Linked DNA regions of Homo sapiens: region 2 is linked to region 1. A link is an interaction called in ENCODE POLR2A ChIA-PET data of the cell type or tissue named here. Cell type or tissue: Panc1. All regions are shown on one strand. Links, peaks and the distances in the headings refer to the core of each region. The heading gives the core; the rest is flanking DNA. Region 1 overlaps WWTR1 (WW domain containing transcription regulator 1). Region 2 holds the start of LINC01998 (long intergenic non-protein coding RNA 1998).

Evidence for each region. ChIA-PET counts read pairs that join two places held together with the same protein. Peaks named below come from ENCODE experiments on the same cell type or tissue, not always from the same donor. Only the 100,000 strongest peaks of a DNase experiment are listed, where the experiment ranks them.
Region 2: POLR2A ChIA-PET joins it to region 1 with 6 read pairs; 2 of 35 experiments call an interaction of 5 or more read pairs at or near these places.

What each region holds. Positions count from the first base shown.
Region 1 is chr3:149,583,707-149,600,376 of GRCh38, reverse strand. All of the region lies in intron 2 of WWTR1 (WW domain containing transcription regulator 1), which reads left to right. Among named protein-coding and RNA genes, the nearest start is that of WWTR1-IT1, 60 kb to the left of the region's middle. In Panc1, for the core only: no CTCF peak of the experiment used is centred there; no DNase peak of the experiment used is centred there; H3K4me3 peaks cover 255 bases; H3K27ac peaks cover 4,000 bases.
Region 2 is chr3:150,066,841-150,083,510 of GRCh38, reverse strand. It overlaps LINC01998 (long intergenic non-protein coding RNA 1998), which reads left to right and starts at 1,697. Exons shown (of 3, transcript NR_183737.1): 1 at 1,697-1,825; 2 at 2,506-2,578; 3 at 4,130-6,017. In Panc1, for the core only: no CTCF peak of the experiment used is centred there; no DNase peak of the experiment used is centred there; H3K4me3 peaks cover 391 bases; H3K27ac peaks cover 1,387 bases.

The DNA.
Region 1 (16,670 bases), core at 7,472-11,471:
GTTTGCTATGTACCAGGCACTTTACATATATTAACTCAATTATATTCCCATCGGGGACTGTGTTACAGGTAGAATCTTAATTAAAGCTACTGCTACTGATTCTTAATAATGGCATTACTTGAAGAGATTATTATTAATAGGCCCTTGCCCCATTTGATTACACTGTGTGATATACAGTTGTCCCTTGGTGTCCGGAAAGGATTGGTTCCAGGACCCTGGAAGATACAAAAATTTGACGACGCTCAAGTCCTTTATAGACAATGTCATCATATTTGCATAAAGCCTATACACATCCTCTCTTATACTTTAAATCATCTCTAGATTTACTTATAATACCTGATAAAATGTAAATGCAATGTAAATAGTTGTTATACTGTATCATTGTATTGTTTTTTATTTGTATTCATTTTTACAAATTGTTGTACTATCATTATTTATTTTGAATATTTTCAGGCCAATGTTGGTTGAATCCCAGGATGTGAAACAGGTGAAGATGAAGGGCCCATTATATACCTTGTCGCTATTTAAAGATGTCTCAAACTCTTGGAATTTTGATGTTTTTGAACATGTAACTTAATGGATCCTCCTTCATATTATTGTAGTTTCTCTTAATACTAAAGTAGATATTATTGCCTTGGTGTATTTTACTTTTAAGTTTAAAAAATTTTTGATTTAATGATACTCTTGAGGATTTTAGTTTGGGATATTACCACTGTCAAAGCTGGCAGGTTCTTCACTTGATTAAGTCTTATTTCCACTCAACACCATTTAAGTAGTTTGAGACTGGTTATAATGAGCATTGGTACAGGACTGGCCCCTCTTTTCAGTCAAGGTCAGTTGGCAACAGCTATACACTGTTTCTTTATTTTGGAAAGGTTTTGCTTGCGCAAAGACTTACTCTTTTAACCAAATCCTGCTTTTCATCTGTTTTTGATGGCAACAGACCATATTTCCCAGCCATTTGCAAACAGTGCCTGTCTGGCGGGATTTCCTGGACACAGCCCTTGACAACCATTACTGGCCAACTTTTGAACTTCAGTGTTTAACCTGGTTATTTGTTCTGTGTTTTCTGCCATGGGCCATGGGAACCATAAGCTTATCCTTTTGAGACTAGCAGAAGGTCCAAGAACAATCCATTTGCTAATTGGACCCATTGCTTTCCCCAGCCCATTAACCTTCATGAATCAAATCTTCCTTCCAATATCCAGCTATTCATCTACAAGTCAGTACTATGCAGAGTGATACTTTCTAACCAAGGTGCCTATGGTAGACCTTGGTCATTGCCATTTTGGAATCTTTACCTTATGGACTGATATAATCCAAACATGTCAGTGTGTCATAAAAATTGGTTGGCCAATTAAAGATAATTTGATAGTGCAAATATCATTAAAATTGTTCTTATGTACAAATAATAATTTAAAAATCCATATATAATGACTTACAAGTAATAAGGCCGTACTTTTTTCACTCTAAAAAAAATAAGCAAATGATAAAACATTCATGCTCTTTGACCCAGTGGTACTGATTCTGGGGCTCTAGCCTAAAGAAATAACTCAAAACATTGAGAAAAGCTTATGCTTATGGATGTTTGTTGAAGCATTATTTGTAATGAATAAAGAAAAATATAAATATCTAACAGTAAGGAATTGTTAATTAAATTATGATGTTGATGAAAGTTTTTAACGGCATTTGAATATTGTTATGATGTTAAATGAAAAAAAAATGGAATACAGCATTTTCCACAATATGGTCACAGCCATGGAAAAAACATGCATTAGAAAAAAGACAGAAACCAGCCAGGCACAGTGGCTCACGCCTGTAATCCAAGCAATTTGGGAGACACTAGGAGACACTAGAAAGAAGATTAAAGAAAATTTCAAGAGTGCTTGGCTTGAGTGCCAGTCAGACTTGGGTCCAAATTCCTACTCTTTTACTTATGAGCTATGTAGCTTCAGGCAAGTCTTTTAAACTTTTGAGCCTCAGTTTCCTCATTTATAAGATGGGGATAATAATTTTTCCAGGATTATTGTGAGTATTAAATGAGATAATGATACAAGTAAAATTCTTGATAATCTATAGGCAACCAACAGCTGGATGGTGGCAAGTACTAATTCGTAGCTTCAAGATGTTCTCAGTTGTATTCTTGACTTTGGCATTCTTCTGTTACGTTTGCACTGATTTTTGACATGCTGCTAGGAGACAGGTAATGTGAAGGATCTATTGGGGGGTTTGCCTTTACGGCTTTTCTGGTACATTGTAGGTCAAACACCAACACCTGTGTTAGGCCCTGTCACATATTCAGGGACCTTCACTGTTCACCTGAGCTTAACCAACAACACTCACCTGCAGGCATGCACTTGAGTACAGATGCTGCTTGTTTTGAGTGAAGCAGATACAGAAAATCTTTAACTACAATCCCATTTATAAAAGGGTGGAGCTTATTTCTTTTAAAAAATAATCATTCCAAAAAGATTTGCACAGAATTAATTTTCAAAGGGTGACCTCTCTTGTGCATTTAAAATGTGATTCAAGCAAACCAAACAAAAAAAGGATTCGGCCTACACTTTCAGTGGCACGAAGTAAAGTGCACTTGTGTCCAAGGTTGGACTCCTTGCTTTTCTTCCAAGCATCTTTCCCAGTCTCATCATTTACTAGTTTATATTTTAAACTTAGCTTCAGAATGCTTATGCTGATGTTAATGAGTCTATCTTCAAATGCTATTTTAGTTTATCTTTTTTACTTTATTTTATTTTTTTTTGAGACAGGATCTCACTCTCACACAGCTCACAGCAGCCTCACCCTCCCTTGAGCTCAGGTGATCCTTCCACCCCAGCCTCTCGAGGCACTGGGACTTCAGGTGTGCGCTGCCACGCCTAGATAGATAATTTTTCTTTTTTTCTTTTTTTTTTCCTTCTTCTTCTTCTTCTTCTTTTTTTTTTTTTTTGTAGAGCTGGGGTTTCACCATGTTGCCCAGGCTGGTCTCGAACCTCTAGGCTCAATCTATCACCCATCTTGGCATTCCAAAGTGCTGGGATTACAGGCTCCTGGCCTATTTTAGTTTCTCTCTGTTCTTTATAGTGGATCCTTAAGGCATAGAGAATTTTAGGAAGAGTATGAGCATGGAATAGTAAAGTCATTGTTGTCAGCATACGACAGAGGGAAAGTCACTGAGTCTTTTTGATCCTTGGCTTCCTTATCAATAAAATACTAATATTGGCACTGTTTACCTAACAGTTATTGTGAAGCCAAATCACAATAGCTAACATTTATTAAACAATTATGTGTTCTAGGCACCATGTTAAGAGCTTTGCATGCTTTATTAACTTTAATTTCAGGGTAACTTTATGGAGTAGATCATTGTGTCCTAATCATAATGGTAGCTAATATTTATTGATAGTTTTCTATCTGCCAGGTTTTGTTCTAAGGTCTTTGTGTGTCATAGATATTGGTAGAAAATGGAGGCACCAAGAGATTAAGTAATTTGCCCAAGTTAATTTAAGTAGAAAGTGTAGGAGCTACTATTGGAACACAATCTGATTCCAGACGTCTTAACCACTGTGCAATATCTCCACTGTATAGATGTAGAAACTGAGAAATAGAAGCACAGTAGCTTATCCAAAGTCACACAGCTAGTAAGCGGCAGATCTTACCTTCAAACAAGATTCGCCATTGCGCACATCATTATCTGTTATGCAACATGGCTTCAAAGTCTGAGTGATGGCACCAGGTACTGCTCTGAGTGCTCTTCAGCCTCTGTCCTCAGAGTCAAGAAAATGTGTACCAGTGGCGGGTCCACTAGAAGATCCACTGCACTACGGCTGTTGCCTTGTGTATTCAAATCCACAGTTCCTCATGTCCTGAGGTCAGCGAGCCACAGAGAAGTGGGCTCACCTTTTCTAACTTAATCAGTGCACTGACAGAGGAACAGGTTACAGAGGGATTTCTCTGGGAAAGCTGTGGTGCCAGGGCTTGCTTGTGCCCAGCAAGGGAATTAGAAATGCCAGGGCTAATTCCCCAGTGGAGAATGATTCAGAAGAAAAATGAATTCCTGAAGGCTGTTGTGTTATCAGTGCCAGGTCTGAGAGAGCAGGGCAGGAATATGATGGCTTGTCTTTGGAAAACATCCAAACAACTTTCAGTTTCAGAACAGACTTCACTACTTCTCTTAGAACACTTACTGTCCTTTACTGTAATTTTTGTTATAACTGGAGGATAGAAGGAAATATGCTATTTGATTTTATGTACAAAGAATTTTGAGTCCATTGAGCTAATAATGTCTCCCAAGACAATACCAGTTTATGGAGAACTTGGTTTTTTGTTTTTGTTTTTGTTTTTTTTTGAGAGATGGAATCTCACCATGTTGCCCAGGCTGGAGTGCAGTGATGTGGTGATCTCTGCTCACTGCAACCTCCACCTCCCGGGTTCAAGCGATTCTCCTGCCTCAGCCTCCCGAGTAGCTGGGATTACAGGTGCGTGCCACCATGCCTGGGGTAATTTTTGTATTTTTAGTAGAGATGGGGTTTCACCATGTTAGACAGGCTGGTCTCGAGCTCCTGACTTCAGGTGTTCACCTGCCTCGGCCTCCCAAAGTGCAGGGATTACAGGCATGGGCCACCGCGCCTCGCCCAATTATGGAGAAATTTGAACCATAATATGAATGTTAATTTGGGAGGAATTCTACTGCAGTTCATTTTGGAAACTTGAACCAAGTAGGAAGGATTTTATTGTTAAAAAAATCTGATCACATTTTATGTAATAAAATGTCAAACATGCAAGGAGAGAGTAATAGGGTAATGACCCACCATATACCCCTTGCCTAGATTTAAGAATTGTTAACATTTGGTATATTTGTTTAATATGTTATTTAATAGTAGTATTTTCAAGCAAATAAAATATATGATATTTTACTCCTAAATACTTAAATAGTTGCCTCTAAAAAAGAAGAACATTTTCTTACATAACAAAATTACTATTTACATGTGTGACAAAATCAACAATAACCTATTTTTTTCTTTTGTTTTTGAACATTTTCAAACCTGAAAAAATGTTGAAAGAGAGTTTGCTCTTTATCTAGGTTCAGCAATTGTTAACCTTTTTCCAAAAGAAGTTATAGGCAAGGCTGGGCGCGGTGGCTCATGCCTGTAATCCCAGCACTTTGGGAGGCCGAGGTGAGTGGATCACGAGGTTAAGAGATTGAGACCGTCCTGGGCAGCATGGTGAAACCCTGTCTCTACTGTAAATACTAAAATTAGCTGGGCGTGGTGGTGCATGCCTGTAGTCCCAGCTACTAGGGAGGCTGAGGCAGGAGAATCGCTTGAACCTGGGAGGCAGAGGTTGCAGTGAGCCAAGATCGCGCCACTGCACTCCAGCCTGGCAACAGAGCGACACTCCGTCTCAAAAAAAAAAAAAAAAAAAAAAAAAAAAAAGTAAAAAAGAGGTTATAGGCAATATGAGATTTTCCCTAAGTACTTTAGAATGCATTTCCTAAGAATAAGACATTCTTTTATACCATAACAAATTCTATTATTATACCCAAGAAAATTAACCTTAGTACAATAATATGACCTAATATTTAGCCCTTATTCAAATTCCCCCAGTTGTTCCAAAAATGTCTTTTGTAGCTCTGTGTGTGTGTGTGTGGTGTGTGTGTGTTTGTGTGTGTGTCTGTTTTCCCCAGTGCAGGATCCAATCAGATTCACATATTGCATTTAGTAATAATTATGTTTCTCCTGATTCAAAAAGTGTCTCTCCCCTTGACCATTTTGTTTGTTTTTCGTCTTAACCTGTTTTGAAAAAAACTTTAGACCACTATCACACACGATGGGTTCTTTATGATTAAATTAGGTTAAAATTTTTCACAAAAATACAGCATAAATGATTTTGTGAATTTCTTATTGTATCTTATCAGGATAGAAGCAATAATTTCTTAAAATATTATTTAATATCCAGTACATATTCAAATATTCCTAATGGTCTCAGATGTGTTTTTTTACATCGGCTTGCTCAAACCAAATATTGTACACCATTTAAAAAAAATCGACATAGAAAAATCAATTACAGTCTTTTTGAGGGGGAGGGGGAACTCCTAAACCAGAATAAGTTCAGAGAGGCCCCCTGACCACAGTCTTAATTTCTATTCCTTGTAAATGCCTCAGAGTAATTCTTAGGCTTCTGCTATATGGAAACTACATCCCTTTGTCTTTTATACAAATTACTTGAAAAAAATGGAGGTAATTTCTCTTGATTACTTTAAGAAATGAAGTAGAATTTTTGTAGAACAGTATACAAACCATAAATAAACGGCTTGATGAATTTGCACAAATTGAACACACCCACGTAAGCAGGTCTCTGACCCAAGAAACAGGATTTTTCCCAGCTCCAAAAAGCGCCCCTTCCAGATTCCCCAAGGGTACCTACTCTAACATCCAGCGTCATGGGTTCATTTGCCTTATGCAAATTTCTTCTCTTTCCCTGAAAAAGGAAGCACGAAGTAGAGAAGCCATACAAAATATGTATATTTTAATTAGGTATTTTGAAAGCCCACCTTCAAAGACATTTTAAATGATATACTGTATATATTTTCACACAAAATAATTCCCACAACAATGTTTTACATAATGGTTTCATTCAATGGCTCCCCCTGCTTCCCTAGAATTGGGATTTCATCCAAAACACTAAAGGTTAAGTTATCAATAGAACTCAAAGAGCATTTTGTTTCCATTTGTATAAGTCGTTTAATGTTTTTTAAGTCCACGCATGTGTTAACAAAGGAGGCAGTCAATTACAGGGGAGCTTAGCAAGGCATTCTTAGAGTTCTCTTCAGTGGTGAGCAGTGTCGAAGTGGAATCAGGAAAAGAGCAACCCTTTTCACTGAAGGAAATTATTTTAATTAGTAATTCTCAAAGGGTAATAAACAGTCAAATATTTCTGAAATCTCCTGGCTTTGGGGCAAGTAATTACAATGAGCATGCAATTAAAAAAAAAAAAAGAAAGAAAACTAAGACGAGGGCATGTACAATCAATTAAATAGAAGTAATTACATTATGAGGGCTTCATGAGTAGTGTACGGTGCATTAACATTGTGGAGACAAAAGCCACCAGACAGCACATTGTATGTGCAAGTCTTTTGAATCTGAGGTTGGTTTTCATGGTCTTCTCGATTCTACGTTGTGGGGCTCTGCCACTGGTAGTCGGTAACTTTCTAATGCACTGAACTGGCAGGAGTGATGGCAGCATGCCTATTTGTGGTGTCTAGGGAAGCCTTCTTAAATCATTGGTATGCCCAGCCTAAATCAGATCACGCGGATCCTGCAGTCGGTATCTGGGTGATACTGTGATTGGTACATGAGTGTAACTTGGCTCGGTGTGCCTGGAGTTTTTTTTAGCAGGGATAGGAATCTACCATCTCTGGTGTGTTTTTCAATGTGGCATGCCCCAGTGACATTAGTGGAGAAGGGACTTGCTAAAGTTAGAAAGTAAGATTGAACAGCTGGGTTCAAGGCCTTATACTAGGTTCCCACCAGCTGTTTCAAAGGGATGGAGAGGAGCCACCCAGAGTGCTTTGCAGCAGCTGTGACCCCGAACCAAGGGAAGCTTTATTTCGAAAGCACACTAAGAATAGATACAGGCTCCTGATTTTAAAATACAGCGGACGATTAAAAGCTTTCTGGGTATAAACAGTTCAGGTCACTTTTTAAAAACACAAGTTAATTTCAAGCTATATGGAAATTTACATGTGTGTTTTACATATGTATATATATTTATACACATACATATATGCCTGTATATATATATTCTGATATATGCCGATTAATCTCTCTAATCTATATTAGCTCTGCTTTGAATGAACTTTGTCGTTGGGATGCTTTGGCATCAGGGCTTCATAGCATTGTACTTACATTTATTCAGTGCCTTTGGATAGGAACGCCTGTAGTTTTTTTAGTTCTGGTCAGTTGGGTATAAAATATTGCCATAGTGTCAGAAGCACAGTGTGTGTTCAGACAATGCTGTTGAATCTGAAGTCATGCTTGTAATAAATACCATAAATAGTATATTTTGCAACTTCTTAAAATGTATTCTATAGGATAGTAATAATTAAGTGAAAAAAGTTACACATAAAATGAATTACAGAAATGTGGGATTAAGCTAATTGAAAACTAGAATCTTTTATATGCATATGTATTGTATAAATATTAGGAGAGGAATATAACATTCAGTGTTTTCCATACTTATTTGATAACAGAACCCTTTTGGGTGCAGGGGTGAGGGGGATTATCTTCTAGGACTGATGTTTTATAGAACATCATTGAGGTTACCTTGCCCCATAGCTGTGTCTCCTCACAGTCTGGTTGAACCTGAAAGCATTTGTTACCGGAGAAGTAGATTTTAGGTGGAAATACCAGATGCAGTTGGCAGAATCAGAAGTGTCTCTCCCTTTGCTGAATTCACAATGACTTTGTATTCACTAATTCTTTCTCCTACCCCCTCCCGCAATGTTTCTCACATTTGGCAACATATGATAACATTTGTACATTTTCCCGCACTTTTGTATTAATATATTTATTACGGGTCTGAGTATTTAAACATGAACTTTTTTCTCAAGTCATTTAAAATGACTACAATTCCTAACCCAGAATGAAATGTTTCTTCTAATATAACTATTTTTAATTTCAGAATACATTGCAAAAATGTTTTTTGTGTAAATGTTTTAAAACATAAGATATTATCATGAAAAGGTAATTTCTTAGAAAAATTGGAATTTATCTCTACTACTTTTTTTTGTTTAGAGAAAATTTAGGAAAAGTGAATGTACATCTTGAATTTTAGTTAAGTAATTACAGTTATATAGTCAATTATAAAGGCTGGTTACATAGCTTATTATAGACTGAACACATTTTATACAACAGCCCTATTTGAATATTTTCCCTAGTTATTAAAATAATGAAAACATTAATAAAAACTAAAGGCAATATGATATTAAAAGCATTAATAAAAATGGAAGGCAAGTTAGGCTAAAGTTACTATCAGAGACTGGCTTCTGAAGGAACAGGTTTTGGCTTTCCAAGTGGCAGGGCCTTAAGAATCACATCCCCAGCTCTGGCTTAGGGTTCCAGCATTGCTCATGGCATATTCAGCTGTTGCCTTGCATCTCCAAATCTATCTTCAGAGTCCTTTTACCTCTTCCTTTTAGGTCATAGTGGAGAGTTGGCGTTCCGCTTTGTATTTATGTTTTTTTAAGTAGTATTTGTATTTCTTTCTTTCCTTTCTCCCTAACAACTACAGGATCACATGGACCTAATTTGTTTTATTGTCACAAGAGTCCCTTTTCTTGACAGGATATGCCTAATTAAAACCAGGGTGTTAAAAAAAAAAAAAAAGCTAAGTTTTGCAGGCAAGTTGACATACTGTGTGACTCAAGGGTTTCAGGAGGGACAAGGAGGGATGGTGGTGTGTTATTGAAGCAAGAGGAGGACCAAGCCTGCAGGAGATATTGTTCCAGGACAAAGTCAGGCTATCAGCAGTGCTGACGGTCCACCTCCCCTTTTCCTTCCTTCCTAATGGCCCAAGTTATGCACGTCAGCCTCTTTGGGTTCACAAGGCAGTATTGTATCATGGAAAAAGCCCTAGACCTTATTATGAGAACAAGATTTGACTCTGCTCTGCCACATGGAAACTAAGAACTTATTAAGTAGGTTTACTTCACCCAACTCTGTTTCTGTATCTTTTTTTTGAGACGGAGTCTCCCTCTTGTCACCCAGGCTGGAGTGCAATGGCATGATCTCGGCTCGCTGCAACCTCCACCTCCCGGGTTCAAGCGATTCTCCTGCCTCAGCCTCTCGAGTAGCTGGGATTACACCCGCCACCATGCCTGGTGAATTTTTGTATTTTTAGTAGAGATGGGGTTTCACCACGTTGGCCAGGCTTGTCTGAAACTCCTGACCTCAGGTGACCCGCCTGCCTCGGCCTCCCAAAGTGCTGGGATTACAGGTGTAAGCCACCGCACCCGGCCCATTTTTATTTCTTAAAAACAGAGATTAGTAAGCCTGTTATGTAATGATCAAGTTAAGATCATTTTTGAAGCCATAAAATGGTATATAAATGTCAACTATTATTATCAGACATTAACAGCATGGTTATTGTGAATATTATGACTAATAATTAATATGAATAATTATTATTGTAACTATCATTATTACCATGATTGTCATTATTAGGAATATAAGTAGCAATTCATTCAACATACATTTATTATTTAGTGTCTATTGTATGCTAGATATGGTGGACTTTCAGGACCCATGGTGTATAGTACCTGGTAGAGGCTCAGCCGAGCAGTTTGCAGAATCAACAGGAATGAATTGAGAATGACTTAATTTGTTTAATAGAATGTGACAGCATTCTCTAGAATTTGTTCCTTTCTGGGGCAAGTAAGGAACAAATCTTCCTAGATTAGTTTTATGAGTACTTACAGATAAAAACATATATGATGTGAATAAGATTCAACTGTTATATTTGATACCTAGAAGCAAAATGATTTGTCGAAGTAAACCCATTAAATATGTTCATTCATTCATTCATTCATTCCTTTAATTCAGTCACTTATTCTATGAGTAGTTTTTTAATGTCTGCTGTGTGTAAGGCCTTCTGCATTTAGTCCATAGTTGGGGCTACTGAGAAGTTGAAAGCTGCTTTAAAGTCTCCTTTCATTTTAACACCATTAAAAAAAAAAAAAACTCATGGAAAGGAAAAATCTAAATGTATCCTGTAAAGAAAATACCATTTCCTCTGGTAATTATGATGGTCTATATCCTGTTTAACTCATTGCACGGGGTTCCTCTCCAAGTCAATGAGGATTGCGTAAAGAGTCTGAAGGCAGGATGTGCCTCATAGTGGGATGAGAAGGAGCCTTGTGGCTGGTCGTCAGACTAAATTTAAACCATTATTTGTTGTGAATATATGATTAACGTGGGGGTTAAAAATGAAAAATACAGCTGCAAGAGTAGGTTTCTTCCTTTGATAAAAACAGAAAAAGTCAGGAGGGACAAGAAGAAAACAAACACAGTTACGTGAGGCATGCATTCTCTTTCATAAGAACAGTCAAATATATTTTAGCCTAATCTTTCTTTCTAGATACAATAAATGCCGCTCCCTTCTGGATTAGGCAGATGACAGCAATAACAGTATTGCAGCTGGGAGTCTCCCAGGCTGACAGGTGCTGGATATAAGATGCCCCAGATTGTCCTGTGAAGTACAGGACATGCTAGGCCCTGCTGGATCTGCCCAAGGAGAGGGCAGCTCCTGTGTCTGTTGACACCTCGTTTAGATTCTCCCGCTCACTCAAACAGCTGCCAGAGGCAGCCGTAAAATATTGCTTAATTATAGAACTTCCCTTGATCCTCTTTATCCCTTCCTTCTATTGCATTTTTCCCCCTTTTGTGCCTCTCTCTAGTTCAGAGCACCTTTAGGCTAAGCACTCATGGGAGTATTATGGTGGCGCCTTTTCCAACTCACAGTTAAGGCAGAGACAAGATTTTCAGTCCTGCACTATAGCTGTGGAATTATTTTCAGAGGCTGTAATGAGCAGGTATAGGTTCAAATGTGGAATGCAGCATCATTTTTTAAGCAGGAAATGGGTTCATTTTGGGGGGAGGATAGCTTTCTCATTTTTTTTCTGATTAGAAAAATAATGCTTATTGTACAAAAAGAACAAAGAAATGTAAAGATATGAATAAAGCCTACTTCCCCCTTGTTCATATGTGTTCTATTTACCAAAACGGGATTATGTTCACTCCCACAATATATTTTAGCAAATACAGATCCATGTAATTTATCATGTCTGTTCAGTCTTCCACTGTCTGACTGTACCATAATTTGTTTAACCATTCTATCATCATACACTAAAGATAGAAACAAAACCGCTGTGGACATCCTTAAGCATACATTCTGCATACTTGTATTGGTTTGGAGTCATGTTTGTGATTTACAGGGATGCGAAATGAGATCATTTATTTCTCTAACATTAAGGAAATCTGAATTAAGGAACTCAAGAGCTGGTTTGCTGGCTCCGCTGCACCTTTCTGCTTAGTTGTTCTTACTGAGTGGCTTCCATTCCTCATAATTCCAGCTGTCTGCTGCAGCTCCAGCCATCACGTTCATATGCCAGGCTGGAGAAAAGATGGAAGGGTGGGAAGCAGAAACGTATGTCTATTGCTTCCGTTTAAAAACCTTTCCCAGAAGCCCACACAGCACTTCTGTTCATTGTCTAGAACTTAGTCTCTTGGCAATACTTAGCACCTAAAAAGGGAGAGCAGATATTCCAAAGCAACAACCATCTCTGTCATTCCCATCTAATTGTTTTCTGGGAATAAAAGCTTTGTGCAAATGGACTTACTGGATCAAAGCTTTTCCCAGGTTTTTGTTGCATATTGATATACTGCTCTTCAGAAAGATGGTACCAAGTTAAGTCTAGTAATATGCGAGAATAACCCGCCGTAAGTTTTCAGGTTCTTTTGTGTGCATTTTATGGGCATTTTTAAAGCTATTTTTCTGAAGCTGCATTTTTTCTTTTGTTTATTAAATCATACATTCTATAAAGAGTGAGGTGGAGATTTTACTATTTACAATTTTGTCTTCAAAATCTATGTCTGTACAAGTAGAATATTCATTCCAAGCACTGGAAGGACATTTTAATGTTATTCGCACGTATTTCCTCTACTCCTAAGAAAACTTATTTGGAGGTTGCCAGTTGAATTAATACATTAATCAAAGTAAGGCAGCTCTCTCCTGTTTTGAAAAACTTCCTGTCAATTAAATACAAGGCACAGTGTAAAAGTGGCTCTGCCCAAGTTAGTGTTTAGACAGAAATGTTTGTATTACACCGTGGTGTGACCATCAGCAGCTCCATAAATAAAGGAATCATCTGCCGGCGCTTCCCACCTTTTGGGTGGGGTCTGTTTTCTCCTTCAGTGGAAGGACATTGGGGTCATCATCATTACTGCTGAAATGTTATTACTTTAGATTTTATCAAAAAACTTGGTGTCACCAGGTCTGAAGGGAAAAAAAAAATCAAACTTTTTTCTTTTTACCCTCACACACCATCCAACACAGCACTTCCGATTCCCTAGCAGACACCAACTGGGTGTCCTGTAATTTCATTCAATTCTGACACTACCTACCCAGAGATAGTATCAGATCTCACAGGCTAAGGGCTTAGTCCCACAAGACTGCACCCCCTCCAGCCCACCTTTTTAGATGCCAATTGCAAGCTACAGGTGGTGACCTGTGCTTCTGACTAACTCCCTCCTTGGATTTGATCCATTTGCTAGAATGACTCACATAACTCAGGGAGACACTTCACTTACTTTTACCCATTTATTAGAAAGAATGTTACAAGGGATTCAGATGAACAGCCAGGTGGAAGAGATACATAGGACAAGGTACTTGGAGCTTCCACACCCTCTCTGGATGTGCCACCCTCCAGGAGCCTTCACATGTTCAGCTATCCAGAAGCTCTCTGAACCCTATCCTTATGGATTTTTATGGAGGCTTTATTACATAGGCATAATTGATTTCATCACTGGTGATCAGCTCATCCTTCAGCCCCTCTTCCCTTCCCTGAAGGTTGGGATGTGGTGTGGGACTGAAAGTTCGAATCCTCCAGCCATGTGGTTGGTTCCCCCTGGCAACCAGCCCCTTCCTAAGGCTATGTAGGAGCCCACCAACAGTCACCTCATTAAAACAAGAGAAGTTCCTATCACCCAGAAAATTCCAAGGGATTAGAAGCTCTGTGTCAGGAGCCGAAGTCAAAGACCAAATATTAAAACCAAAGATTCTCCTAGCACCCCTATCTACAAGGGTTATAGGAACTCTAGATCGGCAATGGTGACAGAGATTTATTTCTTAATATATCACAATATCACACATGGTTTCCCGATTTGGTTATTCAAATTGGTTTATATTAGCTTTTTTTCATCTTTCTTTATCTTGCGAGTGTTACAGAATAAAACTCACTTCTCTTCAAAGTTAGAAAAGTGACCAGCCAAAGGATTACTATCACTGAGGGATCATTTAGAAACAAGTGATTATTCTAATGCTACTAACTTAAATAAAAAAAAAAAAGTTGGTGAATCAGTAGATGGCCGTGCCGTATATATTCTTGCAACTTTCCTATAAGTTTAAAGGTATATCAAAACAAAAAGTTATATACGCACAAATAGATGTTGATTTTATATGATTTTTATCTGCTACTTTCATGAAGAAGGATGGGGTTTGAAGTCATAATTGAAACAGGTACATATTTTTGTACTTTGTTAAGTAAAAAATTAAATCAATCATGTATTTTTTATTAACATCCACTTGTGGGTACAAAGATACTTACTGTTTGGAGTTTGCATAAACATACTTGTTTAAAAACAACAGCATTTTTTAGGCTAAATCTGTTTTTCCATTAGTTGAAGTCATAGAACCTTCAAGGCTTCCTGCATTTCTGTACCTGGTATGTCCCCTCACATTTTGGAACTATTATCTCCTTGTAAATTATTAGAAAAATTAAATTAGATTAAAACTTCTTGAGCATTTCTTTATTAGGAAAAATGGAAATCCATTACATATTCTTTTGCTTGCATTCAATCTTACTGTGCTTTTTACTGCAAGCTGAAGTCCCCTTTCTACTTTAAATGGGAGAGAAAATCTTGTGCTGACATGAGATGCTCATTACCACCAAGGCACTCATTACCAACAAGGGCAGTAAAGGAATCGCAGCTTTGGCTGCCTCTCACACTGAATCTGAGAGTTGCTATTATTAGAATGCAAAAAAAAAAAAATTGTGGGGTGCTGGTGGGGGAACTATGTGAGACTTGTGGTTAGCTAGACCTGTGTTTTAAGAATATTTTTGTCTCTGAGTCAATTGTTACTTAACTACTCGACTATATGAAATCAAGTATATCAGCCAGGTGCAGTGGCTCATGCCTGTAATCCCAGCACTTTGGGAGGCCGAGGCAGGCAGATCACCTGAGGTCAGGAGTTCAAGACCAGCCTGGCCAACATGGTGAAACCCCGTCTCTACTAAAAATACAAAAAAATTAGCCTGGCGTAGTGGCGCATGCCTGTAGTGCCAGCTACTCAGGAGACTGAGGCAAAAGAATCACTTGAACCTGGGAAGTGAAGGTTGCAGTGAGCAGAGATCGTTCTCCAGTCTGGGTGACAAGAGTGAAACTCCATCTTAAACACACACACACACACACACACACACACACACACGAAAGAAATCAAGTATATCTGTAGTTTTTGCAGTAAATTGATGTCTACCATTATTTCTCTCCATTTTCTTGTGTTCATTGTACTATAAGGTGTTTATTGATTTTTTTTCTTTTTTTGCATTTGAATTACTCAGATCCCTTTAAACAGTTTGGATAGATTTTCACAAGGGAAAGGAAGGGAACTAATATTTATAGTGTGTCATGCATATCCGGCACTGTGCTAGGTGCTTTACTTTTGTTATTTGATGAAATTCTCAAAACAGCCTCATGTAATGGATGTTCTTATGCCCATTTTACATTGGAGGAGACCAAGGCTTGGAGATGTTACTTACAGTAGTCTCTTAGTCAGTTAATGGCAGAAACAGATCTCAAATCCACTGTACCACTCTGCCTCATTTGGGTGATATTTTCGACTGAAGATGCCAAGAAATACACGTAAAGAAACATTGTAGGCTGGGTTTGAAATGTGAACCATAAGCTGTGTTTCCTGATAATTATTTTCAAGGTCCCCAGTAGCACTCTCCCCTTCCTCTGAAGCCTAAGTTGGTCCCTTTCGATGCCTCAGTTTTTGTCTTTGATCCTCCAAATAATTTCTTGCAAAATGGGAACCTCACTCTGAAAAGCACCTCTAGTCTCTCTTGAGATGCCGGGGTTCATGCCAGCCCTTTTTCCAGTTCAAGTTGTGTCATGCCTTTCAAACATGTGCAAAAAGAAAGTGGCTCTGATGGCCAGAGCCAGGGTGGCTCATCCTCTTCCCAGAATTGAAAAAAACAAAACCAACAAAAAGGAATTAAATCTCTTCACATGAATAGAGGAGAAGCTAGCCTAACCCAAAAGAATTTTTGGTTTTAAAGAGGATTTGCCTTCTTTTTTGGGATGAGTGACATTTAATTCACTTGGCCCCATTAGAAAGAAGAGAAAGGAGGGCAGTGCAGCTTTAGCTTCGACATATTTCACATTTGGAGTGGCTTCGGAGCAGCCAAGCACTGGGTCAGTGTCCCATTTAAGAACAACTGGAAAAAACAACATGTTAAAAACGTGTTAGGCACAGAGAGCATGGAAAAACAATTGTCAAAGTATTTTAGCATTTAGAGTAGCTTAGTGGCTACTCTAAAATACTAACTTCTTTTTAAGACTTATTGTGAGATTGAAGCTGATTCCTAGATGTTAGATGCAGTTGATATGGGAAACATTTCTAACATACAGCTGTTGAGACAGAGTGTCAGGCTCTGGACCATTTATAATAACAAAAACAATAGAGTCTGTGCTGTTTACCACCATACTGCTCGTTGTTTCACTGCCACCTTCTCCCTGCTCATTTGACTGCCAGCTCCTTGAGGGCCTAGGTATTACAGGCACTCATCACCGTATGCATGTTGAAGTGTCGTGAATTCATCACTGAGTGCCTAGCAAATC
Region 2 (16,670 bases), core at 6,251-10,250, 480 kb before region 1:
TGCCTCTACTGTCCAGCCCTGCCCCCACATCCCCTTGATGAAGTTACATAGTTATCCTCTTCCCTAGGAACACTGAACAAGCCTGCAGAGACACACCCTGCCTCTCAAAACAGTGCCATTTATGTGAAATATATTGGGACATCTCTTAACATCTAATGAATATAAATTGCTTTACAGTTGAATCTTGATTCAGAAGGACTAATATCTACAGTTAACCTTGCAGCTAGAATAGTTCCCTACCCCTTATTGGAATAGGTGTCTAACTCCAAGATTTCTTTCCAAATAATACATTATCTCACATCTACAGAGGTGTGATCTAGTATTGTAAAAGCACGTTCACATCTACCATTACATCTGATCTTCACAAGAAATGTGAGAGGGAGACAAGGCAGGTACCACAATACCCATTTTACAGATGAGAAAACTGAAGTCCAGGAAGATTCACTAATTTGCACCAAATCTCACAACTAGGAGGGGCAGTAGTGGGGCTCAAATCCAGTGACCAGTAAAGGGTTCTGTCCAACACTTTATACCACTTCCCTGAAATGGTTTTCATTTTGCAAGAGAAATAAGGCTTCATCTGCAACGATGAGTTAAATCTCAATTTGTTTAAATGACAAAGAATAAAAATAAGTAGTTTCTTTTAGTCCCAGCCAGAAAAGCAAGCATGATACTGGATTGTTTAAGTATGATATATATGAGAATGTGATGCTGTCATTTTGTTGGTTGCTTTTTTTCCCCCACGGAATCAGTTCTGTACTCATTTTAGTTCAACCAGCATTGAACAGAGCAACCACTATATAGCAACCAATATGTCCTGGCTCTTGTCCCAACAGTCCTTTGCGGAGACAGACAAGTAAACAGATAACACCTCACAGTGTTCTGAGTCCTGTGATCTAGAAGTATGCACCGGCTGCTAGGAGAGCCCAGGGGAGGCAGTGTCAATTAAGAAAGGCTCTTTTTTTTTTTTTTTTTTTTTTTGAGACGGAGTCTCGCTCTGTCACCCAGGCTGGAGTGCAGTGGCGTGGTCTCAGCTCACTGCCAACTCCGCCTCCTGGGTTCATGCCATTCTCCTGCCTCAGCCTCCTGAGTAGCTGGGACTACAGGCACCCGCCACCACACCCGGCAAATTTTTTGTATTTTTAGTAGAGACGGGGTTTCACCGTGTTAGCCAGGATGGTTTCGATCTCCTGACCTCGTGATCTGCCTGCCTTGGCCTCCCAAAGTGCTGGGATTACAGGCGTGAGCCACTGTGCCCGGCCAAGAAAGGCTTTCTGCAGGGGGAGACATCTAAGATTAGTTGTGAAGGATGAGTAGGAGTTCTTCAAACAAAGAAGGGTGGAAGGAAATTCCAGGCATGTTCAGAGATGTGGAGATTGGAGACAGCAAGAATAAACACAGTTTCTGCCAAGGGGCACAGTTTCTGGAAAGTAGGGGGGAGGGCCATTTTAAAGGGGAATGGCATGTAATCATAATCATCACTAATGCTCACATAGTGCTTGCCACGCACCAGGCTATATTCTAAGCACTTTACATATACAAATGCATTTTTTTTTTTTTTTTTTTTTTTTTGAGACGGAGTCTCACTCTTTCGCCCAAGCTGGACTGCAGTGGCGCTATCCCGGCTCACTGCAAGCTCCGCCTCTTGGGTTCATGCCATTCTCCTGCCTCAGCCTCCCGAGTAGCTGGGATTACAGGCGCCCACCACCACGCCCGGCTAATGGTCTCGATCTCCTGACCTCGTGATCCGCCCGCCTCGGCCTCCCAAAGTGCTGGGATTACAGGCGTGTACAAATGCATTTAATCCTCACAGCCACCCTGAAAGGTAGGTGAAATTATCACCCCCAATTGCAACAAAGAACAGAGGCACAAAAATGCAAAGCAACTCGGTCAGTATTTCATGGCTTATACTTTCAACACTGTGCTATTAGACTATCTTTCAAAAGTGTGTGTGTGTGCATGTGTGTGAAAGAGAGAACATGAAAAACTCCAAAGACAGAAACAAAGAGACCAAAGTTTGGGGAAACATATAAATTTTGGAAAAAATTAAACCAATGGAGGGGCTTTATTCTAGAGAAGAGGGCTGAGAAGGCAGCATGAAGAAAATGAGCCTCAGTAATATTAAGGAGCCTGTACGTTAACTCAAGTAAGAATTTTCTGCCAATTAGAAGTAAGCTAAGTCAGACACGCGTCACCCAAGGGAGCTGCCAACTCTACTTGCTGCAGGTTGTGCTCCTTGGAAATGTTTTGAATTGGTCTGAATCCTGCCAGCTGACTTGAGCAGGATGTGAAGAAGACACATAAGTTTGTTGGAATGTGTAAACTCTTTGAGTGCACATGTTCGATAAATATTAATTGATGGCAAACCAAATTTAGTGCTATAACTAAGATTAGTAACATTAATTGAGAACACTTCTCATTTTATACATAGTTGTTATGTTTCATGGCCAACAGGTAAAAATTCTATAAGGAAAATTTTGCATTTTCTATCTTCTCTTTTTTAAGGACTTTGGTATAGATAAGCTATCACTGGTTATTAAGAAGTTCCATGTTCAATTTGCAATCCACTTCTGGCAAGGTAAAAAGAACTTTGTGATATTAGTTTAATTACTAATCTTTTCCCCATTTCATCTTGTTTTTTCAACACTTATTTCCTCCCCATATTCACTATTTAAAAATAAATTATTGCAGTATATGTATCGTTGAAAATGACAAATTTTTCTGAAACAAGATAGGGTATAATTAAATACACATGTAAACCAGATGTTACTTGGAGACTACTTGCAGATTAGGTAAAAATTAGTTTATCCCCAACCTCAGGACCTCAAGGTATCTCCATGATTTCTGCACTCCTGTGGGCCATGTCAGTTCAGCCCTATTTATTCATTTTTTTAGCTCATTCTTTCAACAAGTACTTACTGACCTCCTACTACATCCCAGGCATTATTATAGGCAATAACAACAACACAATGGTGCAAAACACAGGCAAGTTCCTGTTGTGGCAGAATTTAAATTCCAGTGGGTGAGAGGCAAACAAACGAAAGGGAGGAATTCAATGCAAGAAAAGAGATTTTCAGATAGTGAAAAGTTTGATGAAGAAAGTGAAACAGGGTCCTGTGAGCTCCTGAGATGTAGTGAATTTCCCCTTGGGGGTTAGGGAAGTCTTCCCTTGAAGGTGGCTGCTGGCTGAGGCCTGGATGGCCAGCTTGGCAGCCTGTAAATCTGGAGGAGGGGTTCCTGGCAAAGGGAACCACCAGGGCCAAAGCTTTGAGGCCAGGCTGAGCTGCGCACATTTCAAAGACAAGGGAGGCCTGAGTGGCTGAGATTAGTTGCACTCAGGAGAGAAAGGGTGGCTATGGGGGATGAGCAGCCGGAAGGGGCCAGATCACACAGGGCTTTGTAACCAGAAGAAGGAGGTGGACGTTTCTTCTAAGTGGGAGTCCTAAGGGATCTGATTGCTGATTTTTAAGAGGTCAGTGTTTCTGTTTTGTGGAGAGAAGATTGAACAGAAGCAGAAATGAAAGCAGAACACCCATTAAGAGATTCTTGCGTTGAGAGCGAGGCTGCTTGAACTACAAGGTACTGGACATTCAGGCAGAAGTAGACAGAGGCAGTTTCTGTTGTAGAGATACTGAGAGAGGCAAACCTTCCTCCTCAGTCTCCCACCTACTCCCTTTGATGGCTTCTGCAAGAAACTCAATTGAACCAACTGGGTTTTTTGGAATTTTACAAAAGATTTGCAGGGCCCTGAGGAGGGGTTCACTTTGGGGAATATGTGGGTATCTTGGATACCGCCCCCTTTGTCTCACTCTGCCCTTTTTAAGGGTCCCTGGTGCCTATCCATGGCCTTCCCCTCTATCCAAATCCTCTAACATATGTAATCCTGCCCCCACAACCAGCTTCCTCCAAGGGAGCAGCCCCTGTGCACCAATATCAGTTTCAGATCATTGCAAGCATATTAACTCACACAGAAATCCACCCACATTCCACATTAAATATTATTTACATGAGTTGACTTGTGGCTGACTAGATGATATGGTATTACAGTTTGCAGACATTTAATTAGACATTTATCTTTATTTTATGATTTACTTTTCTGTTGTTGTAATCTATATATATATATTTTCAGATCTCAAACATTTTGTGGGCCATTACAAAGCTCATGTCCCCTATGTCTGTGGGGCCTAATGATTCAAACAGCCGTGACCAGGCCTGCCTGTGTGGCCCAGCCTGGCTGGCATTCAAGTGAATAACATCATCTCCATCTCACTGCACAGAAGTATGAACTGCGGTGTCAGCAGGTTTCCATGACACCACCGGTGATGTAGAGCACACATCTCTCCCACACTCTGCTGGTTACCAGGCCCTGGCAGTACAGACCAGGCCTCCTGGGTTGCCTTCCTCCTTCCGGCTCACAGGTTCCTCTTCACTCCCATGCTCTGCTCCCCAGACCTCTGGCCCAGAAGGAGTGACCCAGAGCCTGAGGCAGGAGAAATTTTGAGGCGGAGACTGGAGCTGAGGATGAGGCCCAGGCCCGGCTAGAGAGAAAACACTGAGAAGGGACTGAGGCCCCCACATGCTGGAATCTTGTGAAAAGAGGTGAAGGCAAAGCTGGGGATGAGAGAGAGAAGACGGAGCAGGAGATTAGCAAGGAAATAAGGTGGGGAAACAGCTGGGAAGACAGACATGCATCTGGAAGATTCCAGAAAAGGCCATTTCATCCAGCCCTGCTCCAGCAGTTTGTATTTCAGCAGCCTCACGGGACACCTGGCCTTTCCTTTCTGACATCGTTCTCCATCCATCCAGCACCTCTTGGAGATCACAAGGGGCTCTCCACATGAGACTTTTGAAACTAAGAAATAGATTTGGGTGTTGCACGTGTTTGCTCTGGAGCCACATTGCTTGGGCTCAAATCCCAGATCCATGGCTTCATCACCTATGAACCTTGGGCACATTTCCCCACATGCCTGTGCCTCAGTTTCCTCAGCTGTGAAATGGAGTGATAATAGTTCCTACTTTTACTGAGTCATTGTGACGTTTTCTGTGAAAGGCCTAACATATGAAAAGCACTCCATAAATGTTTAGCTATTATTATTTCAAGGAATTGTAAAAACAGGATCACAAAATTGTGGAATATCATTAATGTTTACATTTAACAAATTATACCCTTTAATTCAGAAAATGCAATGGCATATAACTGTGGTATTTACAGGTAATATAGAAGTTAAGGTTTTTTCTATATAATTAACTTATAGCACCCTAGAGGTAGGATGGTTCAGTCATGGGACGTGAGTTTAGAGCTGAATGAGAAGTATCTGTGTTATGACTGTATTTATAACCTCATTTGGAAGCAACGTTAAAAGCCTAAATTTGAGATCCTTTGTAAATGTTTGTCTCCAAGCCAAATGCTTTTTCCTGGTCCCCTTCCTGACTCATGCTCCCACCCCCGTTCATATCTTAAAATGATTAGGGCAGAAAAGGGTGGGGGAGTTGGAATAGACTCTACTTCCTGCCTCTCTGATTTTACAATTAGATTAACAGGGCATAAGGCCTTTACCTCTACAACTGGATGATTTATAGTTTTATATATATTACACACACACACACACACACACACACACACACACAGAGAAAGAGAGAGAGACAGAGAGAGATATTCAGCCTAATATGTCAGTATAGATCCTTTTGCAATTCATGAGCATGATGATGTGGTATCACACTTACGTGTGAGATGTGCCTCCCTCAAACCTTCTTCCTACAGGTTGGCACTTTGCCCACCTGACATGAAAAAAGAAGTCAATGTAGAAGGAGAGGTAATACAAGGCTAAAACTCACTTGTCCTGTAAACAACTGAAGACAAGCCAGTCTTTGAGATGAAAGCCTGCAGGTGCTAGCCAAAAGAGAAGGGTGGGGAGGACAGGTAAACTTTCCCTACCTTACAATTTGGTTTTTACTCACATATGCCCAATAGAAGCTGTGTGTAATGCAAGCAATAAAATGAATGACTTTCTACCAAATGGCACTCTTCATGGCTGCAAACGTGACCCTAAACTACAGCAGTCTATAATGTGGCAGACTCAAGAGGGACACAAAGTTAACACTGCCCCATGCTTTCCCCTGGAAACACCAATGCCATGCATGAAGGGCTTTGTGGCTGCTAACCCAGGGAACATTGCTTGCAGAACTTTAGAAACAGGAGCCTTGCCAGCTCTCAGGGAAGCTAAGATGAAAAGTCTACCTAGAGTACAGCAGACTGGTTGACCTTTCAAAGGCCCTTTTATCCTCGAGAGTCTGTGGTTTTGATGTAGTGTTGAGTACTTTTTAACTTTCTCTCGAGAAGTGTCAGTAAGTAGATGAAAAATAAAGTCTGGTTCTGCACAAATGCACTAATTCCCCCATGCATTTTCAAAGATTTTTAAAAATAGAGAAATTTTATAGTCACATAATAAGTAATAATAATCCAAACATGATGAGAAATTTAAATTTGTCTGCTTTGCAGATCTAAGAGTTCAAAATTGCTATGAAGGCATATTTTGGGGGGATACTATTTTATATACATGGGAGACAAGTCATTGTTGCTCTGCAAATAGTAGGAAGACAGCACTTTTTTTGAGTGAGTTTTTAAGAAAGTTTTTCGTGTCTTCATGTTAATTATTTTGGAGGAAATAGAGTCACTGGATAACGATGATAACTTAAAAATAGCTAACCTTTATTAAATGCAGTCTATCTCAGTTATCTATTGCTATATAACAGGCCACAAAATTTAGTTGCTTAAGACAATATTTTATTATTTCTTAGGGTTTTATGGATTGACTGGGCTCAGCTGGGAGGTTCTTCTGCTCCACATGGTGTCTGCTGAGACTGGAATGTCCAAGATAGCTGTCTGGTGCCTCAGTTGGCCTGGATAAAAGAGCTTGGGTTTTGTTGGGCATTTCTATCTTTCTCTCTCCAGGTGGTCTCTCCAATAGGACAACGTAATCTCTCTATGTGGTGGCTCAGGACTCTAAGAGCAAGTGTGCAAGGAGGATAAACCCCTATTTGCAAGCACTTATTAAGACTCTGCTTCCATACCATTTGCTAGAATCTCAATGGCCAAAGCAAGCTGCTCAGCCAAGTCCAGAGTCAATGGGAGAGGGAACTACATAAGGACTTAAATACTGGAAGGCATGGCTCATTCGGGGTCACGTCACCAGTGTAACAGGCAACCACACAAATTATACACCACATCTTGGATTGGGTACTTTACATCCATTTATCTTCTTTAAAAATGAAAACAATCCTATGAAGTGGATGCTATTTACAATTTTCATTCTAAGTAGACACAGAGAGATTAGGTTACTTGAACAGAGTCACAACAGTAAAAAGTGGCAGAGCTGGGATTAAACCCAAGCCATCTAATCCCAGAGCCTGAACTCACAAATCTGAAGACACAAGCACAAGAATAGGAAATTATTAACTTCTAGAAGTAAATGATATTCCAGAAATACTTAGGTAATAATTAGTTTGTGAATTTACACATTCAATAATAATTATAATATTTTTGTCCTGCTTTTTTGAAGAGAGGGCTAAAAGCATTGTGAATCACAGAGGCAAAAGCAGTACCTTGACTGGGGTGACAATTGTACTTCTCCTTATTCATTGAGTCACTCGATGTCTTAATTTCCTCAACTGTAAAATGAGAATAGTAATAATATCTAACTTGCAAGTCTGTGATAAGGTTAAGTTAGATAATACAGTGAGCATAAAGTACCTAAAATATTCTTGATGCATAGAAGGTGCTCACAGCCATGCGTGAGGGCACCCGGTAGACGGAGCTGAGCGTGGTATGACAAATATTCTTGATGCATAGAAGGTGCTCACAGCCATGCGTGAGGGCACCCGGTAGACGGAGCTGAGCGTGGTATGACATGTGGGAAGCAGGTCTCAGGGGATTCACGATCTCCTCCATTAGCTCCGTGGAGGATGATTAGGGTGCTGAGCTTAAACTACAGGATAGGCTATTACCCCTGCCCATGGGTGGGAATCATGGGTCAGAACAGGGTGGGAGAAATTACTGGTTTGCCATACCTCACTCTAGGAGCACTGGAAAAATAGACGCCATGGTTCCTGGAAGACTTATAACTGCTGTCACCACAGAACTAGTCTAAGTAACCCATCCCAACTCGACTAAGCTGTGTTATCTACAAATTTAATCCGGCTCTAAAAATGTTTCAGGACACTTCCCAAATTTGGCATGTACTAACTCAGTAAGGATCAATTATCTAGTTCTCATCACCTTCCAGCAGAAAAACTGTTTTGATGTTAGTGAAGATGTGGGAAAAAGGGAGGAAAGAAAAAGCAATTCGTCATGGATAACTTTCCAAACCTTAGTTTCCATTGTCTGGTTACGCCAGCTGCTGTCTGCTGGTTTTGAGGCAATTTACAGCTGGAAGAAACAGGACTCCACATTTCTTCATTTGGGGTCTGAGTGACAGCTTTTTCCATGATATTGTAGTCACAGTTCTAAACATGAATTATGGCAGCTTTAAATTACAGCCACAATATTATGGGTAAAAGGATAAATCCCTCACTGCCTTCTCTTATCTCCAAAGCAGTCGGGAGTGGGGAGGAGGCCACTTACCCCAAAGCAATAAAATGAGGGTGGGAGATGGGCCTGTGTCAGAAAAGGCAGCTGGAAGCATGCTTTGCTGAAATGCTCTCAGATGCAAATGTGTTATTATACAAATCTCTCTTCCCCAGTTGCAGAAGGACAAAGTGAAAGAGGATGATTGAGGAGAAACCCTCGATCTTCAGGGCAAGCCCTTTTAAGATCTGCTCATTCCACTTATGTCCCTGGTAGCATATTGCCCAAACACTGCTCTCCAAGGACTCAAGGAAACTTTTCCCAAAGCTTTGTTTTTGGGGTTTTTAAAGGTAGTTTTCCATAATTCATTAAATGTGTTTCTTTCTCACGATCTCACATGCTTGAGCAATTCCTGAGGGCAGCACCTCAATACTGTGATACAGTTTCTGTTTCATTAGCTGTGTAAACTTACATAAGTTTCTTCACCTCTTTAATCTCAGTTTCCTCAACTGTAAAATGGACATAATGACCCCTATGTCACAGTGTTATTGCAGGAGTGAAATGAAGTAATTTGCACCCTCTTTCCTTTCACCTTTCTCCCGGACTCTATCAATTCTGCATCCCACATGTCTCTGGGATGGATTCGCTTTTCTCCATTGTGCTGCTGACACATCCTCTTTCACCTGAACCCTGGCAGGACCCTCCATCCCCCTGCCACAGATGCCAGAGGGATTTTTCAGAATGCACACTGACCCTCCTCCACCCAAAGTTCTTTGCTCACCCTCATTGGCCGTAGACTACGGTCCAAACTGGAGCAGAACACCCATGGCTCAGTGATCCCACCCTGAGGATCCCCCCACCACCTCACTCTCCACACACAGTTTCTACTTCACGACAGCGTTTGCTTTTCCACCAAACTCTCTGTTTCTCTTTGTCCCTGTCTTTCTCAAGTCTATTGCATTTTTACACAAGTCACTTTCTCTGCACAGGGGGCTCTAGCTCCTTTTTTCCACCAAGAACATTCCCATGCACTCTTCAATACTCATCACAGGAATCATCTTGTCCATGAAGTTTCCTTCTCCATAGCCCAGGAGGAGGTGGGCTCCCCTTTCTTTGCACAACACCTTCTACCTCCATGCGGGCACTTTGCATTTCATTGTGTTACAGTCTACCCCACCTTGCTGTCAGCTGCAACAACTGTTTTTGTAGCCTCAGGGTACTGCACAGGTCTGCAGAGAAGAATGACTCAAAATGTGTTGGCCTAAATGACCTAATAAATGCCTCTAGGGTCACACACTCTCTTTTAAATGATGACTTTCCTATCTCCCTCCTTCCTGTCTCAAGAAGTCAAACTCACTTTCAGGAGCAATGACAAACTGCATGGATCTAGCTCAGCTCAAAGCAGACAGGACAGGGAGGAGCCATTATTTTCAGCACAAGCGAAATATTAGGGGGACTCAAAATGATAAGAAATACAGCGCTTAATTCTCATAACATTTATTTTATCAATGACACTCCATCTATTTCAAGAAAGTGTCTGGGGGTAGTTCATAAATATTAAAGCATCTTTAAAACATGACAAATTAAAGAAATAAAACCCAGAACAAAAATATTTTAAAGGGAGCAGAGAATGAGATGCCTCAGTCTCCTGGAGTACTGTAAGAGTGGGGCTGGGGAGGAGGAAGGAAAGTGCCCTTGACTGCTCTGGTAGATTCTTTAGACATGAGAGCATCCACAAGTGGTATGGCCTTTGAGAGGGGGATAAAAGCTACTTATGAGATGGCAGAATTGAGAATCCAAAAGATTGTTACAACTGTGTGGTCACACGTGCAGTGGACAAAGCTGAGATTTTTGGTTTAAGTTTTTGTATGGAAATTGTATTTTAGGCACATCTTTGCCCTTGGAAGACTTTTAGCGGCCTAGGTATATTTCTGAACAAACACATTCCCTCATATTCTTTTCCTGGTTTAAAAATTTGTCTCTTAATTATAATTGAAAATACAATAAAAAGGGAATCCAAGCAGTACTTCCTTCCTTTGATTAGACAATTCCTAGGACTTCTAGTCCTGGGAAGAGACGAGGCACTTGGAGGCTCGGGAGCCAGCTCTGTGAGCGGCTTTGATGCAGCAGCATGGCACAGCAAGGACACCTCTCAGGTCACGCACGCTCTTTCCCACTTGTGCCTCTGCAATGGTGTTATCAGGGCTTCAATCTTAGCATTTCAAGGAAAAAAGAAAATTATTTGAATGGGCAGCTTTACAGTTTATACAGAAAAGAAATTGGAAGCTGAAGGACGACATTGAAAAATACCACAAGAACAATAGACTACTCTGTAATAAAAAGAAACAAAATACTCATGTATGCAAAAGCACAAATGAACCTCAAAAGCATCAGGCTAAGTGAAAGAAACCAGGCACGAGAGATTACACACTGCATGACTCCGTTTATATGATATTCTGGGAAAGGTAAAGCTATAGAGACAGAAATCAGATCAGGGATGGGGATGAGGTGAGGGGATTTGCTAGAAAGGGGTGCAAAGGAATTTAGCGGGTGATGGAGCTGTTCTGTGTCTTGATTGTGGAGTTATTACAAGACGGTTATTACAGTTTTGTTGTATTGAATTTTACTGTATGAAAATCATACCGCAATAAACCTCACTCACATACGCACATTCAGGACAGTCCTGCTGGAGATGATTGGAATCAGGGTCTGTGGAGGTGTCTGGGAGATGGCCACTTGGATTTTGCCTGTGTTATCCATTAAAGCTCCATGGCAGATTTTGTCTGGAAAAAGAGTTCTGCTGCTAAAAACACCTGGAAACCACAGGATAAGATGAATGCCAGTGAGAGGCAGCCGAGGTGTCTTAAGAGAGCAATGCCTGTCTTCATTTTTGTTGTTGTTTTTACATGTATCTTACTAGGAGACAGAAACCAGAAGAGGAATAAAAAAAGACTATGTGTAATTACTTGCCCTCGGTAACCCCACAAGTGTTTTCTTTCCTTACAATTTAGTCTTAATAAGGACTCTGCACTCTCTAAATTTAAGACCAATGGTATGGAAGGCATCTATTTTTGCCAACTTGGAAGAGTCACCTAAATGATGCCCCTTAGGGTAAAGAGGTGCAAGTCAGCGACGCCTTTGTTAACCCCAGATAAGCCCCTGATGGGCTTTACTGGCCCCCAAACAGCAATGATTGTACAGCAATAAGGGGACTTTGGAAAGTTTTGCAAGCTGGGAAACTTGCTGAATAAATCATCTCTGAAGCTGCAGTTTGGCTCCAGGAACCAGACAGCTCTCCTGAATTCAGGACTGTGTAATGCTTCCATCTGAATGCCCTTCAGTAAGGCCAGCCTCACCTTTTCACCACCGCCCCCCTGCTCATTATTGGTTTTCACCTGAATTCCTCACAGGTTCCTGACTGAGCCCTGAAGGCGTTAAAGTTTATGAAAACAGTTAGAGTTTGCTGACAAATATTTGGACTAAGGGTATTGATTGGAAGATGTGAAATTCTTTCTTTCCAGCCTCTGTAATTTGTGTCAAATGTTCAGATCGCTGTGTGCTCCATTGTCCTCAGAAGTCCAGGCGTGCCATGTCACTCATCCGCACCTGGACCCTCTCCCCATGATAAGAGCTTCTCTCTGTTGCTAGCTCCTGGATGCTTCACCACCCTTTATTAGTTTCCTAATCCTGCCCACATTTAAGAAAATAATCCTCTCATTGCATTGTCTTCAGTTAAACCCTTTGATTGTTTCATCTAATTTCTGTTAGGATAGTAACCATCACAACTCCCTGCCCAAATCCTACAATAAGTTCTCAGTGTCCTAATGATCAAATCTAAACTCTTTTATGCCCTTCCTTCCTGACCTCAGCTCCTGCCACTCTCCCCTTGTCCAGTAGGTTCCATTCTGTTCCAGTTGTTTCCTGTTGGGGGCTGTTTGCATCAGTGTTCCCCCCTCTAGATTGTTCTCTACATGCTGGTGTGGCTGTCTCATTCTCACTGTCATCGTGCCAGGTCAGATGTCACCTCTTCAGAAAGGCCTTTCCTGGCTACTTGAAGAAAAGTAGCTCTCCTCCCTAGACCCTCTCCAGCCATTCCATTACCCTGGTGTACTTTCTTTTTTTAAAGCTTTTGTCACTATCTGAAATTACATAGATTGTATTTGCAAACACATTTGTTGTCTTTCTTTGTTCCACACTAACCTAAGCTCCAAGGAGGCCAAGGCTTTATCTTATTTACCACTGTATGGTCAGAGTTACTGCAAAAAAGAGATTATGGCACACTCAAACTGAGTCAAAGGAGTTTAGTAAAGGAATCATTTAGAAAGATGAGGGCAACAGGGGATAGGGCAATACTCTGGGGCTAGTAACACCAGGGTCATCAGAGTGTTTGCCTGAACTCTGAGAGGACTGTCTGGTGGGCAACAGCTGCTAGTAACAAACCCACAGCAAACTGGCAGGGAGGCAGGTTCACTGGTCACTCTCCTCCTTCTCATTGTCCAACCTCTTGTCACAGGTCCCCATTATCCAATAGGAAGTTGGAGGGCAAAAGACTCAATGCAGCCCATACCAGTCGGCTTCCTGGGACACAGCACAGGGTAAATGGCCGAGCGCCTCTCAAGAAGCGTAGCATCATCTTCACTAGGCTCAAGATGAAGCTCAGCACCAGGCCCACCATAGTTTCCAGCCTCAGGGGCACCATTCACCCAGATTTGTGCAAAACGGTGGCTGTGCCTGGCAGTAGGATATCAGAGAAGGAGGCATGGAATGAATCCATGAGTTTTCATGGGTTTGGCCCTGGTTTCTAGCTACTGGTTGGGGGGACATTCCCTCCCTCTGTAACACAGGGCAATCAGGACAAATGAAGGTTCACTCCCTAGTGGGCTTCCTGAAAGAGTTCCCAAGACCTCAGCCATTGCCCTGTAAGATGGAGAGAGAAAATTCCTGTAACTGCTAGGCTTGTACATTTTCGGCTAAGGACATTTCTGAAGTTGAAGAACAATCTCTATTTATGTTCAGCATGGAAACTGGAGCTTGTTTTGCATTGTGTTTGGAGGCAGAGAGGAATCAGGTAGCAGGCTGGCAACTCTTCTGATTTTTTCATGGGCTACAGAGCTCTCCAGGCTTTGTGGGGGTAGGAACAAAATAATCCATCTACAGGATTAGTGGCTGAATGGGGAAGAAGCCAAGTCATTACACACTATGCCATCAACTTTTAGCAAGGTGTAGAGTTACCATGGTGACATGTATGGGGTAGGTATATCTAAGTGGATTATTAATCAGAAATCCCCCTTCAGTGCCTACTAGGTATGGGAATGGTGAGAATTCAAAGCAATGTGAAGACAGATGTATTCCCTTTAATATTAAGCAATGAGAGGAGCTATAGATGCATGATTGAGAAGCAATTACAAGGGGACATGTTAGATTACTAAGAGTGAAGTGGGAGCTACTTGTCAAAAGAGTTTGAACATAAGGCTGGAGAATAATATGATGTGATGAAAATTGCTGCCAGAACAATCTTCCTCACTTCCTCAGTGTAGGGCAGGTTGAAAGAGGAGGTGGCCTGGGATGGCTGTGAAAATGAAGAAGCTGGAACAGATGGGACAGACTGCCAGAATGTACAGCCCAGTCATCCCGAGTATGCCTGATGGCTAGGCTATGTCATCCCATAAATACAACTGAGCTGTAAACAGCTGTGAGCTCTCTGTGGCTGTGTTTACCTAGTAAATTTAATTTCCCAACACATTTTTCTACTTGATCCATCCTATACTATTTGGATGAAATAATGTCATTGCTTTCAATTACTTTGCATTACTTTTGTTACAAAAGGAAAATGACTCCCTAGCACGTGTTAATTTCTGGTAGGAATTCCGGTTCCTTGTACAGAAAGCTGCTGCATACTTGTTGACTGATGACACACTGATCAATAAAAAAAAGATAATAAAACCAGTGAGTACATGTCCTCTGGGGGCCTTTTAACTTCAAGCCTATAATGCAGAAACTTGTTCTTTCTTACCATAAACCACCCTGAGGCACCAGCTGACAATAGATTAAGAAGTTTACGTTCTATGTGAAATTTGCATTTGAAAGGAGGATTTTTATTCAACATTTATGGAGCCTTAACCAAGTGCCAAGCTCTGTGTTAGGTATCAAGGATACAAAGATGGCTAAGATGTGGCAGAACCCCCTCAAGTAGCTCACAGCCTAGGTGGAGGGGGGCAGATAGAGCAATGCTTGACAGCGAGAATTACAGGGTATAGGAGGCCCTAACAGGAGAAGCTGCTGATCTAGACTGGGGTTAGGGTTGGTCGGGGAAAGGGTTGTGGGCGTCTCCCACTTTCCTCTCCAGGCCCACGCTCCATGCTGCTTTGTGCCCTGGGGGCTGATTGCAGGGACTGCCTCAATGGGCTCCTGTGCCTGCTGCTTCTAGTTGGATTTGGCCAATGGGGAGCTACAGCAAAGATGAACCAGAGGAAGGAAAAGAAGGCTGAAGTGTTCATTCTCTGGAATTCCTTCTTTCAGGATCATTGTAGACTGGCTGTATCCCCTACTGAAGGACACAGCTCTGGTCAAGCAGCCCTCTCCTCCGACTCTTTCTCTGTGTCCTAGTAACCTTCTCTCCCCTGGTGCTTTCCAGCCTCTCAGATGGTCACAGGACTACTAGCCATCAGGTTCAGTGCCATCGTTTGTTTCCTTAAGCCCTGCTGTCACCTTTATAACTAGTCCCTTTAACAGTGCTCGTCAGTTACCCAGTGATAATGTGCCATGCCTTTCCTCTGGAATCCTGACAGTCAGAGAAGCTTTCCAGGGAGAAGTGATGCTCAAACTGAGTATGGAATAACAAGCGATTATTTGGGTAGAAAAGTGGAAAGGGTTCAGTCAGAAGCAACAAGAAGCCAGCAGAGGGAAGAGATCATAGGGTGTTCCAGCAGCCGAGGCATGATCCTTGAACCCTCCTTCTCCTTTACCCCCAACATCCACCTGGACACCAAGTCCTGTCCATGCTACTTCCTCACCATCTTCCAACCTGCCCACTCCTTTCCACCTCTGCCGCCCTCTGGATTTCTTGCCTCTCTTACTACACCAGCTTTGCAGTCATTCTCACACCCCTGCTGAAACCCCTTCACTGTTTCCTCATAAGCTTCAGGGTAAAGGTGGACTCCACAGCATGGTCCCCATAGCCCTGCCCACTGGCCTCAGGCCCAGCCTTCTGCACTTGCTGCCACAACTCTGCCTCATCAATCCACCTCCCCCCACTTGTTCTCTAGACTCACTCTCCTCATCCCATAGAACAAACGTCAGGGGACTGCCTCCCATGAGAAGCCTTTGGGATCACTCACCTGCCGTCAGTGACCAGCCCCTTCTCCCTTCAGGTGAGGTGTGGCCACAGTTGTGTTCCCGTGGTGCCTGGCGCTTTTCTCTATTTCAGTCCTGCCCACAGGATGCTCGATCATCCCTCTGCTCTTCTGTTTCCACTCCAGACTGTGGACTTCTAAAGATCAGGGACTGGATCTTATTCTTCTTTAAATCCTGATATGCTCACAGAGCAGGGCACATCATAGGTGCCCAGTTGATGTTTGTTGACTAAGGAATGAAGTGCAGTTAACTCACAAGGGGACACAGTGGACAAAGAGGAGAAAAGAGAAGGAATATGAGGTGAGGATGGAGGCAAGCAGTACCTGGATGAGAACGGACCTGATAAACTGGGCTGAGGATTACGGGTGTTATCCTCTCAGGATAACTGGGAGCCATGGAGCGTCTTAGGTACGAGTAAAGACCAGACCAGATGTGAACTGATGCAGCTCTCTAGCAGCATCAGTAAGTCAGAAAGCAATGGAAAAACCAAGATGGCAATGGGGGAGCAAAAGGAATGCCAGCCTCTGCCAAGGCAGGGCAGAGTAAGCAAAGAAAAAGAGATTGCAGATGGGAAATCCTCTGAGTCCAAGAGAATATGTAGCTATGGCATGTGGAAGACATTCACAATATCTTGTTGAATATAATATATAAAAGAGTATACATAACATACTTTCCCTCTTAAAAAATTAAAAAGGCCAGGAGGGATGTACATCAAAATATGACCAGTAATTTTGGGATATCAGAGATACAGGTA